2 separate regions of the Homo sapiens genome follow, and region 2 is linked to region 1. Evidence: read pairs that join two places in POLR2A ChIA-PET (ENCODE). Cell type or tissue: PC-3. All regions are shown on one strand. Links, peaks and the distances in the headings refer to the core of each region. The heading gives the core; the rest is flanking DNA. Region 1 has its middle 4.2 kb from the start of CERK. Region 2 overlaps TBC1D22A (TBC1 domain family member 22A).

Evidence for each region. Peaks named below come from ENCODE experiments on the same cell type or tissue, not always from the same donor. Only the 100,000 strongest peaks of a DNase experiment are listed, where the experiment ranks them.
Region 2: POLR2A ChIA-PET joins it to region 1 with 7 read pairs; 1 of 35 experiments calls an interaction of 5 or more read pairs at or near these places.

Annotation. Positions count from the first base shown.
Region 1 is chr22:46,739,805-46,745,177 of GRCh38, forward strand. No RefSeq gene overlaps it. Among named protein-coding and RNA genes, the nearest start is that of CERK, 4.2 kb to the left of the region's middle. In PC-3, for the core only: no CTCF peak of the experiment used is centred there; DNase peaks (open chromatin) are centred at 2,997 and 3,277; H3K27ac peaks cover 1,409 bases.
Region 2 is chr22:47,008,758-47,014,130 of GRCh38, forward strand. All of the region lies in intron 10 of TBC1D22A (TBC1 domain family member 22A), which reads left to right. Among named protein-coding and RNA genes, the nearest start is that of TBC1D22A-AS1, 95 kb to the left of the region's middle. In PC-3, for the core only: a CTCF peak has its summit at 3,995 (motif pointing left); a DNase peak (open chromatin) is centred at 4,514; H3K27ac peaks cover 1,182 bases.

The sequences.
Region 1 (5,373 bases), core at 301-5,300:
GTGGGGGCCCAGAGACGACTCAGAAGTGCTTAGGCCCCGAAGGAGCTCCGTTGGGGGAGACAGCAACATCAGTTACAAAACACACAGGAGATTCAATGAGGCTGTTAGGGTGGGCCCTCATCCAGCGCGTCCTTACAAGAAGAGGAAATGTTGACCGGGCTCTGTGGCTCACACCTGTAATCCCAGCACTTTGGGAGGCTGAAGCGGGTGGATCACCTGAAGTCAGGCATTGGAGACCATCCTGGTCAACATGGTGAAACCCTGTCTCTACTAAAAATACAAAAATTAGCTGGGTGCAGTGGTGCGCTCCTGAATCCCAGCTACTCCGGAAGCTGAGGCAGGAGAATTGCTTGAACCCAGGTGAGCTGAGATTGCGCCATTGCACTCCAGCCTGGGTGACGAGAGCGAAACTCCATCTCAAAAAAAAAAGAAGAGGAAACGTGAACACACACAGACCCCCGAGGCGTGTGTACACAGGGGTGGCCATGGGAAGGGGCAACAAAAGAGAGTGACCTCCAGGAGGCCAACCCTGTGGGCTTGAACCTTGACCTCAGACTTCCAGCCTCTGCCAACTGTTCATGGGAGACGACAGATTGCTGTTGTTGAAGCCATCCAGTCCGTGATATTTTGTTATGGCAGCCTGAGCAGACCCAGGGGACCTGTAGTCCTAGGATGGGCTGGGGAGGGGCCTGGCCACTGCAGGGCCCCATGCTCATGCTCAGGGAGACAGGGTGATGTCACGAAGCCCAGGTTTCCAGAAGATGCACATCCTGCAGTTGAGTTGCATGGGAGAGGGGTTGGGTGGGGGTCAGGCCCTGTGTGGGGCCAGGGCCATGACTCTGGGCACAGCACTGGAGGGATGGGAGGAAAGAGCAGCTCCACCCCAGAGCAGCCGTCAGGTCCCTGCTGTGTGTCAGACCCAGGGGGCCCTTCAGGAGCTGGCTGCGAAGGACACAGGAGCTTTGAAAATGTAGACGAGGCCAGCCCTGGCTGCCTGAGGACCTCCCGGTACCTCACCCACCTCTTCCCTGGCAGGCACCTTTCCCACCTTAGACCCTGCCCAAAATGCCCTTCCCACACGTCTGCCTGGGAGGCCCCCACTCACCTTCTCCTTCAAACCACATCTTGTTTCTTCTGCCACAGAGTCCCCTGATAGCTCACTGCATGGCACTTCCACCCCCGGCTGCCACAGGGCCTCACTTCTCCTTGTGGCACTTCAGAACAACTGATGCCCCAACCTGTTGCTAGCCTGCTGTGTACATGGCTGGTCAGCTCTGCACAGGGCCCTGAGCTGCCAGGTAGGCCAGAGAGCATGGGCTCAGCCCCAGCAGCCTGGAGTTCTGGTCCTAATTAGTCAGGCCCTGACCTGCCACCTGACCCTGTCTTGTGTCCAGTCTGCAGGCTTGGGTTGCTGCCTGGTGGCCTGATGGCCCTGGAGCCTGCTAAGCCAGACATCCTGCCCAGCGGCGGCCAGCACCCGTTCCCCTGGGCGGCCAGGTTGTCCCACCCATGGGCCACCTGGCTCCTGAGGTTCTGTCTAAGCTGGTCCAACCCCATACCCACGAGTGTCCCACCCACTGGGTCATCCATACCACGGGCCCCGGCCCCTCCTGTCCACGGAGCCCTGGCCACCAGCAGGAGCCTGGCACCAGCAGCCCCGTCTAACATGGTCCCCGCCATGGCCTCTGATCTATTCTTCCCTTCTCTTCCTGGGCCCCTGGCCTTGTTTGCTGTGCCAGTCCTTCCAGCTTATCTCCCGAGACTCCCTGTCTCGTGAAGTCAGCACCACCATCTGACATCAGAAACTAGAATGCTGGGTTGGGTGGGAGGATCCTGGCACCAGCTGTACATGGGCTGCCAGGAATGCCATCCTCTGCCCTCCACCTTCAAGGAGAAGCCTCCCATGCTCCTCTTTAAGGCTGACTGCCTTAAAAAGGAGAATCCGAGGCTTCTCCTCAAGGGTCTGGAAGAAATGTCTTGGGCCCCAAGAGGCCCAGATATTTGGAGAGTAAGCTGATCATTACAAAACACACATCCCTACATTCGCCACATGATCCAGACAATCGCCCCTGGAAATGGGTATTATTTACCCCTTTTTACAGACGTGAAAACTAAGACCCACAAAACTAACCTGGCCTGCTCCGGTTGTACAGAAAGGTAATTAGATGGGTTGCAGGGGCACTCCAGGCTCCCCTGTCCCAGGCTTTGGGGTCTCCCTGCCGTGGGAGAGTCTGAAATGTGGGAACTGTAGATGACACAAGCTCCAGGCTTCAGCCTCTGTGGGCCCTGCTCCCTGGGCACTAGGGCGGGCCAGTATGTTCCACCCTCCAGGACGTGCAGGACTGTCCTGCCTCAGCTTCTCTTACAGGAAGACGGTGCTGCCCTGCCCATCCTCAACCTGCCCATCTAGAGAAGACAGACTTAGAGCCTGGGCTGAAGTGGAGGATGGCCCTCAGCGGGCAGTGGAACCAAGCTAAAAGGCTAGGGAGGTGAGGCTAGCCTGGGATAGTTCCAAAGGCAGCCAGGGATCAGGACTATTCACACCCCTGGAGGGCCAGGGGGACATCACACCCAGGGGGAGGCCTCCAAAGGCTGGGCTTAGTTTTGGCCTAAACCCTGCAGGTTCCTGCCCGGCTGACCTCCCTCTGTTAGGCACCAACAGGATGTCTGTCACTCTGCTTAGCATTAGCACATTTCACCCTCAAGGTGATACTACCCTACTACAGATAAGGAAACTGAGTCCCAGAGAGGCTGGAGGAACCAGGGTTATCCAGTGGGCCAGGGGCAGAACTGGGAATGAACCCAGGACTGCCAGACTCTGAAGCCCACCCTCTTCACTGCCTTGCACCCTGTTGGCCATGTTCGGGGTTTCTACTCCAAGCTGAAAATGCCCTGAGAGCAAGCCAGCTTACCAGCACCCAGGGGAGGGTGTGCACCTGCCTCTTCTGGTGTCTTCAAATAAGGTGTCCATTTCTCACTGATGCAATGCAGGCTTGACTCATTCCAGGTACTGGAGGCACAGCAATGTCCAGCCTTGGGAGTTTGGGGGAAGAGTTACCCCAAGAAGCCCCCATCCTGGTGACATCTGTGACCCCGCATGGGGTCCAGCTGAGTGGCTTTTGCACACCCTGGTCGGGTGGAGTGAGATCACTGGGGAGACGGGACCTGGAGCGCAGGCTGTGAGGACACAGCCAGAGGCCATGAGTGCTCAGGAGTGCCATAAACTGTGATTTTGAGACTGATAAGGCCAGGCTAAATAGCTTGCTGGGTGTGTCTTGTTTGCCTTTTTATATTTGAGGCCTATAAAAAAATAGTGAGAAAATAGCAAGATGCCCAGGAGACAGGTGATCTGATTCAGCCAGGGGGTGGGAGGTGGAGGCACCAGTGACTCCCGCTAGCCAGGGACTGGAGGCAGGCAGGTCTGGGGACAAGAGGATGAGGGATGGGGCCACATTTGGAGCCTGGTGCACTGAGAGTAAAAGAAGAAAACCTGCTCCAACAAACCCTTGAAATTGAAAATAACACCGCCTGAAGGCATGTGCAGAGGGTGCTGACCCCAGCTTAAAGAGAGGGTGTGGTTCGGGCACACTGGTTCACACCTGTAATCCCAGCAGTTTGGGAGGCCAAGGCAGGTGGATCATGAGGTCAGGAGATCGAGATCATCCTGGCTAACACGGTGAAACCCGTCTCTACTAAAAATACAAAAAATTAGCCAGGTGTGGTGGCGGGTGCCTGTAGTCCCAGCTACTCGGGAGGCTGAGGCAGGAGAATGGTGTGAACCCAGGAGGCGGAGCTTACAGTGAGCCAAGATGGCGCCACTGCACTCCAGCCAGGGAGACAGAGTGAGACTCCTTCTCAAAAAAAAAAAAAAGAGTGGGTATGGTGGGTATGATGGCCTGGCGTGGTGGCTCATGCCTATAATCCCAGCACTTTACTAGGCCTAGGCAGGCAGATCACCTGAGGTCAGGAGTTCAAAACCAGCCTGGCCAACATGGTGAAACCCCATTTCTACTAAAAGTACAAAAAAATTAGCAGGGTGTGGTGGCGGCTCATGCCTATAATACCAGCACTTTGGGAGGCTGAGGCGGGTGGATCACCTGAGGTCAAGAGTTCAAGACCAGCCTGACCAACATGGTGAAACTCTGTCTCTACTAAAAATACAAAAAATTAGCCAGGCACGGTGGTGGGTGCCTGTAATCCCAGCTACTCAGGAAGCTGAGGCAGGAGCCTCGCTTGAACCCAGGAGACGGAAGTTGCAGTGAGCCGAGATTGTGCCATTGCACTCCAGCCTGGGCGACAAGAGCAAAACTCCATCTCCAAAAAAAAAGGCAACAATAGGGGCATATGTCATATGCTGTCAGGACCTTCTGAGGCCGTGTCATGAGCATGTCTATAAACAAAAAATTTTTTATTTTTTGAGACAAAGTCTTGCTCTGTTGCCCAGGCTAGAGTGCAGTGGCGCAATCTCGGCTCACTGCAACCTCTGCCTCCTGGGCTCAAATGATTCTCCTGTCTCAGCCTCCCGAGTAGCTGGGATTACAGGCACCCACCACCACGCCCAGCTAATTTTTTGTATTTTTAGTAGAGATGGGGTTTTGCCATGTTGGCCAGGCTAGTTTCGAACTCCTGACCTCAGGTGATCCGCCTGCCTCAGCCTCCCAAAGCGCTGGGATTACAGGCGTGCACCACTGCGCCCAGCCAAAAAATTTTTTTAAAGGTAATGATAGATATATTGTCATACAGATTGATGAATACACAACAGCATTGTGTATATTCACAGGCCCCAAACAGCAAAGACACAAAACCATAAAGGAATGGACACGAATGCAACCGTGCATGGGAGGGCTTGGCAGATGCGTTGGGATCCCAGCACAGCCAGGGCAGAGGCCAGGAACCACACCTTAGTGCACAGAGGCCCAAGGCTCAAAGTCCAGGGTACTGTGCTCACCCAGGATGCAGGAGTAGGCAGTCACCACATGGGATCCACAGCCCCAGGTCAGTGGTAAAGCAGGGGAGAGTCTGGTGAAGGGAGGGACCAAGGTAACAGGGCCAGAGAAAGTTGCTGACCACTGGTGGCCAGGCCAGGCCACATATCCAAGTCCTGTCCTCCAGGCTTTGTTCTGTTAAAAACAGCTTTATTGAAATATGGCCGGGCACGGTAGCTCACGCTTGTAATCCCAGCACTTTGGGAGGTTGAGGCAAGAGGATCTCTTGAGGTCAAGAGTTCAAGACCAGCCTGGCCAACATAGCAAAACCCTGTCTCTACTAAAAATACAAAAATTAGCTGGGCGTGGTGGCCTGCACCTGTAATCCCAGCTACTTGGGAGGCTTAGGCATGAGAATTGCTTGAACCCGGGAGGCGGAGGTTGCAGT
Region 2 (5,373 bases), core at 285-5,284, 270 kb after region 1:
AGGCAGGAGAGCCTTCTGTCCCTTCTTCCAGGTAGAGCAAACAAGCTGGTGCCTGTAAACTGGTAGAAACCTCAGGAACAGGCTGACCTCCCACCGGGAAGTTAGAAGGAAATTAGTTCCCTATGTTTTGGTGGCTGAGTGACAGCGAAAATGCCAGGCCAGGAGCAACAATGGGAGATTTTGGTTTGGGGACTAGTTTGTGGGTTAGAGGAGGAAAGGACTTATTAGAAATAATTCTCGAACATTTCTGGCTTATTCTAATCTACTCTTCAGCTCTGTGGAGTAACAGCTTGGAGTTTGGAAGCTGGCAGAATTGGGTTGACTTTCTGGCTGTGTTGTATACTGGAGGATTGGCTTTGTGAGGAATGTCCCCACTCTAGCCCTTGTTTCCCCATGCATGACGGGTCATGGGAGTAAAGTACTTACAGGAGTGCCTGGCACACTTAAGTCTCATGCAGTGTTAGTACCCATTATTGTCATTATCATCACCATCAGCATCATCATCACCATCATCATGATTGTCATCACCAGCATCATAAACACCATCATCACCACCATCATGTCATCATCACCATCATTATGTCATCACCACCATCATCATCACCATCACCATCATCATTTCATCACCATCACCATCATTTCCATCATCACCATCATTGTGTCATCACCACCATCATCATCACCATCACCATCATTTCTGTCATCACCATCGTCATCACTATCACCATCATTTCATCACCATCATCACCACCATCATCTTCACCATCACCATCATCATCATTGCCATCATCACCATCATTACGTCATCACCAGCATCATCATCACCATCACCATCATTCTGTCATCACCATCATCATTACTATCACCATCATTTCATCACCGTCATCATTACCATCATCACCATCATCATCACTATCACCAGCATCATTTCATCACCATCACCACCACCATCATCATCACTATCACCATCATTTCCTCACCATCATCACCATCAACAAACTGTACAGCAGGATGGGTCCATGGTGGGGCTGAGTGTTGGAAGTTTAGTCTGAAGGCCTCTGCTTCTCCCACGTTGGACCTTGTTGAGCTGCCAAGGGCCCTGTCCATGCCTGCTCCTGAGGCAGCCTCTTCTGTCCAGCCCCCAGGGAGGTTGGTTGGAGTGGAAGACACTGGCTGAGTCTGAGTCAGGGGCACCGAGGTGACAGTGGCCATTGTTATTAGTCATATCTTACACTTTCACCTATAAGGAAGAAAATGCCAACAAAACGCGGTACTGGAGAATGGTTCCACCTGTGTGGGAAACGGCTTTATGTACCTGAACATTTTCCCTTTCCTGTGTTTTTAATTCAGGTTAAATGTGATTTTAATCAAATTTCTCTGAAAGTTGTCTTGACTACCTCGTAAGGTTAAAATTGACTTATTCTTTTAAGATAGAATTCAGTTACAGCTAGGAAACTAGATTCAGCTTTATTACCACCCTGGTGGAAATATTTTTATTACCCCTACAAAGTAAGCAGCCGAGAAGCAGAGGATAAATCAGCAGCGCAGCCAGGCCGGGGAACAGGCAGCGTGGCTCCCTCCCCCTGGCTCTCGTCCTCATTAGGCTCCAGAAGGGCAGAGCTGAGCGTTTGAAATGATAGTGATATTTCATCTGAGACGTAAGGACATGACAATTGGCAAGGCACATGCGTAATTGCTGTTATGTGCGACCTAAGGTGTGTGTGGACTTTCTGGGAGGCGTGCTGTGTGTGCTGGCAAGGGCTGCATTCCTGTGCTCCTGGTTTCCTGGTTCAGGCAGAGTCTTGGTCCCCTTCTGCTTAGCAGGTCTTCACAGTTGAACATGGCTGTTTATTCTGTGACCCAGGTGACTCTGCTTATCATTGTCTGTTGGAATCATTTTGGTGAACCTGTCTGCAGCCTGGGTTCCAGGCTACCCCAGGCAGGAATTTGCTCTCTTGTTGGATGGATGTCCTGAGTTTCTTAAGTCAAGCTGATTTAATGTGCTTTCCATTGAAACTCTAAATGGATATTTTGTTGCATTTTTGGGAAGAGGGATGCATATAGAACAACAACAACAACAACAAATCAAAGAAATAGAAGTTTCATGTAAACCCAAAAATAATATATTAGGAATATACACCTGGGTTCTAGTTCAGCCTCGGTCCCTGACTCTGGCCTTGGGCTGCTGCGGGGAATGATGATAATAGCAGCTAGCATTGATTCAGTGCCTGCAGTGTACTGGGCACTGTTCTCAGCTCTTTATCTGTATCATTGTGCTGACTTTTCATAACAGCCCCATCAACTGCATAAATGGGCCCCATCCCCGTACTCAGAGTCCTGCCTATCACTGATCTCAGCTTCCCCGCAGGCTGGATGATCTCCAGGTTGCTTCCAGCGCTGCCCATCCTGGGTTGGTGCACAGGAGAGAGCCCTCCCAGTTCCTCCCTACCTACTTGGGCAGCCTTGGGGTGTCCTGTGGGCTCAGGGGACTTGCCTGTCTCTGCTCCAGGGTTTCCTTGGGAGCCGCAGCCTGCAGCTGTGCCTGTGGTCGGGCCCTCTACCTCCACTCCCCGCGCTTCCTCCTGGGACTCCTGACCAGCATCTTGTGCCTTATGGTGCCCCGCCCACCTCATGACCCTGAGAACTGGGAGATTAGAAGGTCGAATGTGCCCTTTTGAAGTGAGGAGTGGTCGTTGCTTCTTTTTTGGCTTCGACCACATGCCTACATTTTCATCCCGATGTTCCCCATAACCAATGCCCAGTTTCTAGAGCGGCCTCAGCAAATGTTGGGGAACTAAGGGATAAAGTGTTTAATGGAGCAGCCTGCACGTTAGGGCTCCAGCAGCCTGTGTGGCTTCACATTGCTTCAACATAGCTCATGGGTGACACTCCCCTGCTTAAAGAGGATGTTTGGAGTGGGGATTTAAAGCAGTTTCTCTGTTGTTACTTTTGTCTCCAGATGTTTATGATTTTCTTTGGGTTTTCTTCTTAGCTTTTGTTTTCCCTGAGGATCTCAAATCCTCATCCTACTGCCCTTTAATTCATAGAATAGAAAATCTGCATGTGTGGAAAAGCTCTGTAATTTTACCAGTGCAGCCTATGCTGCTGCTACATCCCCTGTAAAAGTGACAGAATACAATGTTACGTATCTAGTATAAATGATGAGGATGCTTGCTGACTCCCTTGCTTACATCTGAGATTTGTCTTGCCTCAAAGTAAATCCTTTCCCACCCCGCTCTGCCTTGGTGGCCTTGTCCCCACCCCGCCCCCAGCTGATTCTGCACACCCTTCCCTGTACACTCACCTGTGGGCCCCTCGGGTTGACTGGCCTCTCCCAGCAATCGACCATCGTGCTGGGAGGAGAGGCTGTGTTTCCTCTTTGGAAGAGCCTTGATCTGGAGCGACAATCTTCACATTTATTTTCCACCACCCCAAAGTTGTTAAGGTGGTCAAAGGAGGTGATGCCTGCCAGGGTGCTTTGAAATGTTTGGTTCCGCTGTGAAAAGCTGGCAAAAGTCTGAACAGAAGATTCCATGAGTCAGAGGGTCCTGGGGCTCACATCCCCCCAGCCCTCCTGCCCCTGAGCCATTAAAACCCAGACTAGCCCAGCACTGGTGCGTTCTTCTCTGTCCCCGTCCTGAACCTGCCAGGCTTTCCCTGAGGTCCCCAGGCACCAGGGGATTATTGTCAGGCCCCTCACTGTCGTCCTGGGCCCTCGGAATCATGCCTCTGTGCCCAGAGTGGTGCTTTGGAAGAGGGGTATGGCCTTGTCACTGGGGTCCTTCATGGCCCTCACCTGTTTCTCTACTCTGTTTCTTTCTAAGCCCTGCTGCCTTCCCGGCTCTTCCTGCATTCCTTCCAATTTCAGCTCATTTTAAGGTATTCCTCCTGAACAAGTAGAGAGAGATTCATTTTCTTAAAACTGAGGGACAGCTTTCATCCCACTTTTGGACTGTGGCCTTCAGGTAGGACCACACTTCAGCCCCCTGCAGGACAAAAGGAGTAGCTTATTCTTTCAGAGCTCGTGCTGATGTGTAGTTGGCTCATGACCGCGGAGGACATTCTGCCCTACGTTAGAAGACGGGACATTAACAGTTGTTCCGAGAGCTCATCCTTCCAGGCCTGTACTTAGCACAGAATCATAAAAAACTTGCTGTTCGGAGCAGAGGGTCCTCTGAGATCCTCTGGCCACCCCCACCCAGTCTGTCGTATGGCTTTTGGAAAGCCATCGTGCTCCAGTTACAGCCGAGCTGGGGTGGACCGGGAGAGGGCTCCCTGCATCTGGCCCTCCAGCCTCCCGCCCCGTGCGCGAGTGGAGCTGGACATAGCACTTGCTGTGGAGCTGCTGGGCACTGCCTCTTCCACTGCATCTGTCCCAGTCGCTTCCTTCCCAGGATCTTTGAGGTGCTGGGAGTGGGAACAGCCAAATTGCGGTTAGCATTTTTCTTTTTAGCTGCTCAAGTGTGGAGTGTGTTTACCACCAGGAAGTGGTGGTGACCATGCTGTGTGTAATGAAATGCAAACACGTGAGGCCTCCCTGGCTCATGATCCAGCCACTTTTCTCCTTGTGATGATATCTTTGTGACTCTCCACACCGAGACTGATGTTTGGGGTTTATTGCTAAACTGAGAATAGTTAATTAAATTGTAAGTAGAGACATACAAATAAAGTGATTCTCCTTGACCTTAGCAAGAAAGAGCTGTCGTGGTTTCGAATATAGGCCGTCAGACTGGTTTTGAAGTGATTCCCAAAGTCGTTGCTGATCATGGTTACAAGTAGCTAGAGAGACTGTGTCTTTTCTCTTCTTCATTTTAAGGAACCAGTGTCCCTCTTAAAATCAGGCTAGGAGGCCGCATTGCAGGTGGAAACGCATTGCCTTTCCGGGCCAGGGCTTGCTGGGGATGAGGACAGTTTATTTTGATGGGGTCATTTTCCTTTCCACACCATAAGCCATTGGTCCTGAAATAAAAGGCATTGGTCCCAGCATTGGAGGGCACATCCCGTCTTTCTACTCCTCTCTACCCCCTCGTCTCTCTAGACCCTGGACTGTGAGTACCTTCTGGGTCAACCCTTCAGGGTAAGGGACATTCCCACTCTTCTCAGACCCACAGTCACCTAGGCCTCCCTCTGCAGTCAGAGGTCTGTGTCGCTGCACACGGCCAGTCCTCCCACTCTGCTGTGCCTGGATCTCCCCATCCAGAGACCCTCGGTTTGACCCTCTGCCGAGCGGAAGCTCTGGTGATCTGGGGGTGGGCGCTGGACCCAGGCAGTGGGGCGTGTGGGGATGTGCAGGGATGGCTGTGGGGTCTAGCTGCTGATTACAGACCACACTCCTGTGTCCCCGCCATGCCCCTCTTTGGGGATGCACAGTGC